3 separate regions of the Homo sapiens genome follow, and regions 2 and 3 are each linked to region 1. The links are chromatin contacts, found by Hi-C in ENCODE. All regions are on one chromosome and are shown on one strand. The core of a region is the stretch at or near the end of the contact, and the rest is flanking DNA. Distances in the headings are between cores, read along the strand shown.

Region 1 (2,752 bases), core at 85-2,584:
AAGCATGGCATCTTCAGGCCACCTCTGAGGTAGGTACTGTCATCATTATACGATTTTACGGATGAGGAAAGTGAGGCTGGAGAGTCTAACCCCTCCAAAGGCAAACACAGCAAGAAGGGCACGAATATGAACTCAGGTCTGCCCCCAAAGCCAGAGTATTTAACAACTTCTTCAAACTGTTCTCAAGGAAGAGTCGCCAAACCCCACAAAAATCACTCGATCACCCCTCTTCAGCATACAAAATGTAAAGCATCCGAACAGCCTGCACCTGCAACTTTACAGACCAAGTTGTAAGCTCTCTCTACTCCCACAAAAAAAGGGTGGGCTAGCGTGGGGTGGGGGGAGAAGGCAAGAATCGGTTCCCAGCAAAGTAAAAAGCGAGAAAAGGGCCAAGCGCCCACGAAAGAAACCAATCTAAACTCGAAGCAAAGGGACCTAAATGCTTTAGAACTAAAACGGCAGAAAACCAACCAAGAAAACGAAAATGAATTCAGCAGAAGACCGACACAAGGTAACAGAGCGCCGGTGCAAAGGAAGCGGTCACAACGGATGCTGTATTTTATTAAAACCACACAGGCAGACCAAGAAAGTCGCAAGAGTTGAAGGAAAAATGCAAAGTCGGCTCCACAGACCTCTGGTTTTCAGACCCGCTGCTCGGGGTGAAAGGCAGAGCGCGGCCCGCACCTTCTCTCGTTAAATAGCCATTCGAAACGCCACAGAGAACGAAAGGGCTGAGGAAAGTGTCCGCGCCTCCGGGACCGCCATCGAGTTACCACCACTCGCTTGCTGGGCGCGGCGCGTGGAGGGGGCGCTGGTGCGACTCGGCTGCCCTACTTGCCGTCGGCACCCAAGTTTGTGCCAAGTCACAACGCGCGTTATCGGCAGCAGCAACGCCACTTCAGCCTCGCCGCCGCGGCGCCGGCACTTATCGGCGCCCACGTCCCGCCCCGCGCGTCCGGGAAGGTTCCGCGCCGGGCCCCGCCCGTCCTCACCTGCCCAGCTCCCGGCCCGGGCACAGGCTGTAGCCGTCCTGGAAGGGCTCGGTGCGCACCACGGCGCGTATCTCTGTCAGCAGCCCGCGGGCCTGGGGCGGCGGCGGCGGCCGGCACGGCCCGCTCAGACCCCGGCCTGCCCGGCCCGAGCCTGAGGTGGCGCCTGGGGAGGAGCCGCCGCTGCCTGGCTTCTCCAAAGGGATCATGGTGTTCAGGCCCGCTTCTTTCCTGGCCGCCTGTTCACTCCGAGCAGCCGGAGGGTCACGGACCCGCCCCCGGCTCCTAGTGCCGGTCCGCGGAGCCTTCAAACACCCGCTCTCCCCAGCGCGGCGCTCGGACTGCGGCAGGCAGACTACCGGTAGCTCGGGCCCGCCCCGCGCCCCGCGACCGGCCCCGCCCCCGTGACCGCCCCGCGCCTGCCCTGCACCCTGCTTCTGGCCCCGGCCAACCCCTCCCCACGTCCGCCCCGCGCCCGACCCCGCCCCGGCCTCACTCCGTGGCCGCCCGCCCCCTCGCTGAGCTCCCGCGGGGTCCTGAGCGCCCGATGCCTCACGCGCGCCCTCTGCAGCTCAGGGGGAGAAGGTGCAGCTTTCGGGACGGCCCGGAGGCTGGAGGCGACTCACAGCACCACCCTTTGGCCAGGACAGCCTACTGCGTTAGCAGAGTTGCGCACCTGTTGAGCGTCTGAGAGTCACAAAAGCTGACCTTCGGTTAATAAAAGGCATTTGAGCTGTAAGCGGGACTTCACGTGGTGAGGAGGGGAGGGGTCTGGAGGCACTTCGGTTAATAAAAGGCATTTGAGCTGTAAGCAGGACTTCACGTGGTGGGGAGGGGTGATGAGATCCTGATCTCCGTACACTGGGAGAGGGGTCTGGAGGCAGAGTTGTATAAATATTATTAACCCTGCACACCGGCCCTATGAAATAGACACTATTATATTGTCTGTAGTCGTCTCTATATTTACTTTCGAGGTCCTCTCATCCGGTCTTACGACTTTAATTACCATCTATATGCTCATGACTACAGAATTTGTATCTCTAGCTTCCAAATATTCCCTGAACTTCAGACTGGTGTATTTGACTATGCATTTGGCATCTCCACTTACATGTCAAATTAGCATCTCAGACTTAACATACACAAAAGTAAGTTGCTGATTGGTCTTCATGAATGCACTCCTACCCAGCTTTCCCCGTCTCAGTTTTCTTCATCTCCTTCCTTCTAGCTGTTCAGGCCAAAAATCTTGGGATGAGCATTGATTCCTCTCTCATGCTCATCTCCAGTTTGTCAGTAAACCCTCTTGTCTTTTCCTTCAAACTAGATGCGGCGTTTGATCACTTCTCTCTATTTCCACCTTACCACCATGGCCTGAGCCATCGTTATCTCTTACCTGGATTATTGTGATAGTTTACTAACTGGACCACCTGCTTCCATCCTTCTTTCTCCCTAATGTCGCATAGTTCATTTTCAAGGCAATGAGAGTGATCTTTTAAAAATCGAAACCAAATCACACCACTGCTCTACTCAGACTGTCTCAGTGGAGTTTTGCTTCTGGCACTGATATACTAGTTTATTTGTGTTCAATATTCTCACTAAGAAAAAATAGAAAAGTTGACAAAAGTTAAAAATTTCCTCTCCCAGCAAGGACTTGGATGACTGAAATCCTGGAAAGATAGGCAGCTCAGAAAGCCACCACTTTTCCCATGAGGTATTTGATGATTTTAAAGCCATGGCTGAAAGAGTGAGAAAGTAAGCAGAGCTTT
Region 2 (2,747 bases), core at 62-2,561, 6.7 Mb before region 1:
TACTTTTTAAAATTCCATATAAAAGATGAGTACAATAAAACTCATTGAACAAACATCTTCAAACAAAGAAATAAACTCAAGAGGACCCAGGACATTTCTATGTGGGTCCCCCCCACCCCTCGACTCATAACCAAATTGAACCTGGCCTTAAAAGCATTTGAATGTCTATGAAAGTTTAAATATCATACGCAGTATTTTCAAATTCCATAAATTTTCCTCTTTTAACAGAAGTTGATGGGACTAGTAAGGAGACATTTCCTCAACACCATTTTGTCTGGAATTTTAAAACAAGGTATCTCAAAGCTGAAATATACTGCCTGCGGCGCAGTGGGAAATTGTGAGTGGGTAACCTAAGCAAAGCGCACCGCATTGAAATTCAGTCTGGGTGGGCTGCAGTCCCTAGAGAGAGGGAAGCTGCATTTGAAAGCTGTGCCTGGTCAGACCCTATGGAATCGCTACGGTTTTCGGTCATTAGATGCCTCCAAATTAGAAGGAAAAACAAGCCCTCACGAGGTTCCTTAGGCATCAGCAGCGATGCTTGACAAATATTTAAAATACATTTCAAATATAACCGCAAGTAACCTGATGCCTTAATATTACTAAGGGTTTTCCTGAGAAGGTTTGGTGACTTGAGCGTCAAACCTGCGGTCAGCAAAAGGACTAACTTTTCAAAGCCGGGATAATTCCTCTCTTGCAGAAATTAAGTTCAGACTCGATCTCATCATATTTATAGTATAAAAAGAAAGCTCCCGGCTCAAATATAAGGAAAACTCTTTACACACGACTTTATAAAGGCTGACTTCCGTGGGTATATGTAGGTCTACATAAATTTAAATATGGTTGGGAGCTAGAACTCCTCTCCTGGTGACAGCGGGGCTGCTCAGAAGTGTCCCATGTCGGCCTGGTCCTGCACCTGCTGGCACAGTGCAGAGCAACAGACGCTTGACAGAAGTGAACTCTCTCACTGTCCTCAGAAAAGAGAGGCGGACCTGAGCGACACCAGGGTCTACCAACCTTACCGCTTTTCTTTACTGTGTTTTTTTTTTTTTAAATTCACCAGTTACCCCAAGTTTTCCTATTGAAATTCAATTTGAAAACACTCACGTGGATTTGTGCGTCGCGCTTTGGGGCCAAGACTGATCCTCGGGTGCGAAGAGCAACCTCGGAGCCGGGGCTCCCTCTGCCCTGCCAGGCTTGCCCGCCTCGCCGCGGCCGAGCGTCCCGCCCAGGCTGGGATGCGCCGCGCGGGGACCCAGGGGGCTTGCCGCAGTCACCGCCCCGGGCGCGGGCCGCGCAGTCACTTGTTAGAGTGTCCTGCTAACTTGGCCGCGGAGCTCTTCCCAGCTTTCTTTCACAATGACTTCCTGAAGTTGCTCACTCGCATTGTTCCCCATTTCTCCGCCACACTCCCCGCCCCCAGCCGGCTCAGACCAGGCTTTCGCGCTCCCGGCCGACCGGCTGCCCCGCGCGCACAGCGCCGCCCGCGGGCCCCGTACCTGGCCCCCTCCGCGCCGGCCGCCCCCGCCGCGCCCTTGCGTTGCCACCAGCTGCCGCCCAGAGCGGCGGGTGGCCAGAGCGCGCGCCCTGCCACCCCGCAAACTTTGGGGTGACGCACGCTGGCGGTCCCTGCTCGACCTGCCCCGCAGCCGGCTCGGCCCCGCGCGCACCTCTCGGCCGCCTCCCGGATCGCTGCTCCGGTACAGGGAGCGGGGCGCGCAGAAGGGCGCAGAGCGGGACACGGAGAGGGTGCGTCGTCCCGTCCCCGCCCCGTCGCCGAGTCCCCCGGCTCGCGCGGCGCGCGTCTCAGCCGCAACTCCGGGCCAGAGGGGCCGCGCACGAAAACTTTGCAATCGCGCCGGGCTCCGGCTCAGCCCCCAAAGGCCGCCGGGGCGGCGGCGGGTGCGGGCCGTACCTGCTGGCGCCGCCGCCGGCTGCAGCCCGCTCGCCCGCGCCGGGCCCGCTCGGCGCGCCGCCGCCACCCCCGCGCGCACCGCGCCCGGGCCCTCCCCTCGCCGCCGCGCTTCCTCATTCCAGCGCAGCATCGCGCCGCGGCCCCGCACGGGATGCGGCGGCCGGCGCTGTGTCCGCGGGCCGGGCAGCCCGGCTCGGCCGCGGCGCTGCGGGACCCGCGCGTAACCCGTGGGGGCGCGGCGCGGGCGACACGTGCGGGCCGCCAGGAGGGGGAGGGGGACGCGCGCCGCCGGGCCCGCCACCCTGCACCCGGGGCCGCTGGTCGGTCGGGGCACCCTCACGCTCGCCCCGCTGGCGAGACTGGAGGGACTCGGGACATCGTAAAGCACTTTCCCCAGTGTCTGGGAGCGCCCGCTGTACGCTCAGCTTCACGTCCCTGGAACTGGGGCCCCTTGGCTCCCGGGTTCAGGCTCCGGCCCCAGGATGCGAGTGCCCACCCGAGGGGGTGGGAAAAGTTGATCCTCCGCAAGGGAGGGGAAGGTGCAATTCATTTTCCCAGACAACCAATGGAATACCTCTCGTCTCTCTTCCCTCCCACCTGCTCACGGCAGAAGTTAGGATGGCGCCTTCCATGTTGGCCTGGGTGCACACACAAGTGCGTGCGGAAGGGTGGCTGCAGGCGGAGGTGACAGCGAAGCAATCCCGCAGCCCGCTCGACGGCTCTTTGCGTCTCAGACCTCTCCCTGGCGTGTAAGACACCGTGTGTCTCCGTAAAACGGGAATGCCACATCTGACAGCGCACCCCTTCGCCCTACGGGGAGCCCCTCACTCTAATT
Region 3 (2,958 bases), core at 372-2,871, 7.9 Mb after region 1:
CTGCCTCTCAGGTTTCAAGCGATTCTCCTGCCTCAGCCTCCTGAGTAACTGGGATTACAGGCGTGTGCCACCATGCCTGGCTAATTTTTGTATTTTTTTTAGTAGAGATGGGATTTCACCATGTTGGTCAGGCTGGACTCGAGCTCCTGACCTCATGATCTGCCCACCTCAGCCTCCCAAAGTGCTGGGATTACATGCATGAACCACTGCGCCCGGCTAAACCATGGCTGTTTTTAAAGCCTGTGCTCATAAACACCTCACTGTCACATGGTCTTCCTCTTGCTACAAGCAGCTGAGCTTAGTATAAGAAAATAGCATTTCTCACACCAGTCTTTCTTTATGGTTAACCAGACCACTAGACCTTCAGACGGCCTTCGTGGGTTGCAGGTTGAGTGTTTGTTGACAGAAAGGGATAAAGAACAAAGTCATAATGCATGTGATATATGGGGAAGTGAAAGAACAACTTTAAGTCCATTTGGTTAAGAATAGGAATATGAACTTATGAGGCCAACCCCACCTGGGGTTTCTGGCGTGGGAAGGGGCTGCCTCATCAGTGCAGGGTCACCCATAAGCAGGCATGGGCACTGGCAGAGCAGGGGCACCAAAAGAATCCCAGTACCATTACATGGGTGATGTTGGCTATTTGATATTTTGAAAAACATCTAAAATGTGTCATTGTAGGAAAAACCAGAACTTTGCTGGACTTCTTTACAGGCATGTGCATGATGGCATTGTTTCCTACATTAAATTACGTATGGAAGCACCATCAACTTTGCAGTGCCCAGAGTCTCTGAAGATCTTAATCTGGCCCTGCCGATCATGGTTGATGGGGCAGTGAACTCATTTCATCTATCATATACTTTCAAATATGTGTGTGTGTGTGTGGGTGGGTGGGGGGTTCCCATTATGTAATAAGAGGTAAATGGGATAAGAACAGTTTCTGTGTAAATCCTTGAGGAATAATAGTGGTCTTTGGGGAAGGTTGGTCTAATTCAGTTATTAACATTGGGGTTAGTGTTCTGAAAAGCTCCTATTCCTCCTTCAACACTTTCCCTGCGGTTACCTTTGTGAAGCTTTCTTTTCCCAGCTCCCTGCTCTTGCTTCCCCCAGCAATTATCAACTCCTCTTCTGTGCCATAGGTATTATATTTATCACATTGCATCATGCTCCCTTTTATTCACTTCTGATTCCCTGTGAGGCTCAGAGCTCCTGGAAATATGTCTCTTGTTCATTATCTTATCTCATTCATCTTTGTATCTAGCACAGTCCCTGAGACCTGCTGGAGGCTCTGAGATTATGCCACAGACAGTTTAAAACCAGACTCTGGAGGCTAGGGGAGTTTCTAAGAAAAAGATGTCCTTTGGTGACTCCGCTTTTAAGACATGTCAGGTGTCTAACACTGGCCCCCCAGCAGGACAGATGAGCTTGATTGCCTCTAGAGCTTCTCATTTCTCCTCACAGCTTTTCTGCTAGGCTGCTCGGTGACTCACAGCAGGAAGAGGAGGCATTGGTGCTAAACTGTCCCCTAACACCTCCTCCACCATGCCCCAAAAAACCAAAAATGACAAAAAAAAAAAAAACTAGCTGAGATACTTTGGGTTGCCGGGCCCATCACTTTCTGCTTTTCAGTTCCTTATTCTGTAGAAGTCATGAGTTGAAATGGGAGACCTAAGTTTCCTTCAGGCTGTAAACTCTCTGAGTCTTTGATACTACTGCTGGGCAATGGTCATCTCATACTCCTGCCCTCCTCCCACTCTGCAGAGCAGATCAGGCCTGGTTCCCAAGGAACAAGACCTGCACCCACCCCAGCCCCTGGGCTGCCCTTCTGTAGCATGTCTTTCCTTGCTGTCTGCCTCTGTGCTCTCCTGCTGTACCTTTCATTCTGTGGATCAAGCCTGCTCTCAATGGCCATTTTAACCAGATTTTATCTCTGTAAAAATGGTAAGTGATAAATTTAGAACATTACATATACCATGATGCTATTTATGTGTTTTATTTTCAACTTCATGTGCTGGCCTTTTGTCTGCTTGCTCTCAGATCCATTCCAGACCATCCTCTATCTGGGCTTTGTATCCTTGGGAACTACATTTTCCAGGCTCATTTCCAGACTGGCTAAGGAGAGCCAGTGACAGACACTGGAGAATGAGAGGAGGGAAGAAGACAGGTTATGTCTCCCTTTCTCCCTGCTTCACATGGTGTCTGATAGGTTTCGTCCATGTCTCCACCTACTGTCAGATAGCCTCTTCCTCTACTGCTCCAGATTTAGCTGGAAGTGCTGCCATGGTCCCAGATTCTTCCAGTTGACCCAAGCTCCTGGGCTCTGGTAACTCTGCTTCCTCCCTCTGTCCCTCCAGCTCCAGGGTTGATAGTGGCTTCCTGCTGTTCTGTGGCCACTGAACTCCCCCACCATCTCTGTTAAATTCCCTCTGCTTGCAATGTCATATCTAGCACTGCTCTGCCTTCTGATTGCACTCTGACTAAAACACTCTGAATGTATGTGCACAATGTATATATGTGCAAAAACACAAATATATGAGTATTCATCTGAATATACATGTATGAAAGCACATAATGTATGAAGATATGTACATGTATGAAAACACACAGAAGAAGATCTAGAAGTTTACACATGAAACTGTTAAGAGTGGAGTGTGTGTCTGGGAAAGGAATGGGACTGGGCTGGTGTGGAGTTGTGAAGGAGGATCGCGGCTTTTTAAAAAGTAGCTTTATTGTGGCATCATTTACATATAAAAGACTATAGCTTTTATATGAGTTTGATTTTTTTTACAATGAACTTGTATTCACATGTTGCTTATATAATATGAAAAATAACTAGTTAAAAATATTAACAGCAGGAGTGGGCAATATATCAAGTGCTTTAGCCTAAGCTGTAATCCATGTAGGGAAAGCTCTGCAGAGATGCTGACATTCATAAATGTTACTATTTACCATGTTCCA

What was found. A loop is a pair of places that touch in the nucleus more often than their neighbours do. Pooled maps may share reads with other maps.
Region 2: a pooled map shows a loop between it and region 1 (4-fold over the local background). The contact joins the promoter of IKZF1 here to the promoter of STK17A in region 1. A Hi-C loop is called at or near these places in 3 of 50 pooled maps.
Region 3: a loop to region 1 is called in a map with no recorded cell type, with 21 times the contacts of the local background. The contact joins the enhancer-like site here to the promoter of STK17A in region 1. A Hi-C loop is called at or near these places in 5 of 37 single-sample maps with no recorded cell type and 3 of 50 pooled maps.

What each region holds. Positions count from the first base shown.
Region 1 is chr7:43,581,690-43,584,441 of GRCh38, reverse strand. It overlaps STK17A (serine/threonine kinase 17a), which reads right to left and starts at 1,334. Exons shown (of 7, transcript NM_004760.3): 1 at 993-1,334. The coding sequence starts at 1,198. RefSeq lists enhancers at 245-354, 485-534 and a silencer at 935-1,714.
Region 2 is chr7:50,303,280-50,306,026 of GRCh38, reverse strand. IKZF1 (IKAROS family zinc finger 1) reads right to left here and starts at 1,311. Exons shown (of 8, transcript NM_006060.6): 1 at 1,105-1,311. RefSeq lists a silencer at 1,199-1,998.
Region 3 is chr7:35,728,019-35,730,976 of GRCh38, reverse strand. No RefSeq gene overlaps it. Among named protein-coding and RNA genes, the nearest start is that of LINC03013, 13 kb to the right of the region's middle. RefSeq lists enhancers at 435-684, 1,595-1,694, 2,145-2,294. Within about 2 kb of position 1,621, at least 9 of the 41 ENCODE cell types and tissues checked have a DNase peak (open chromatin) inside an H3K27ac peak, as active enhancers do.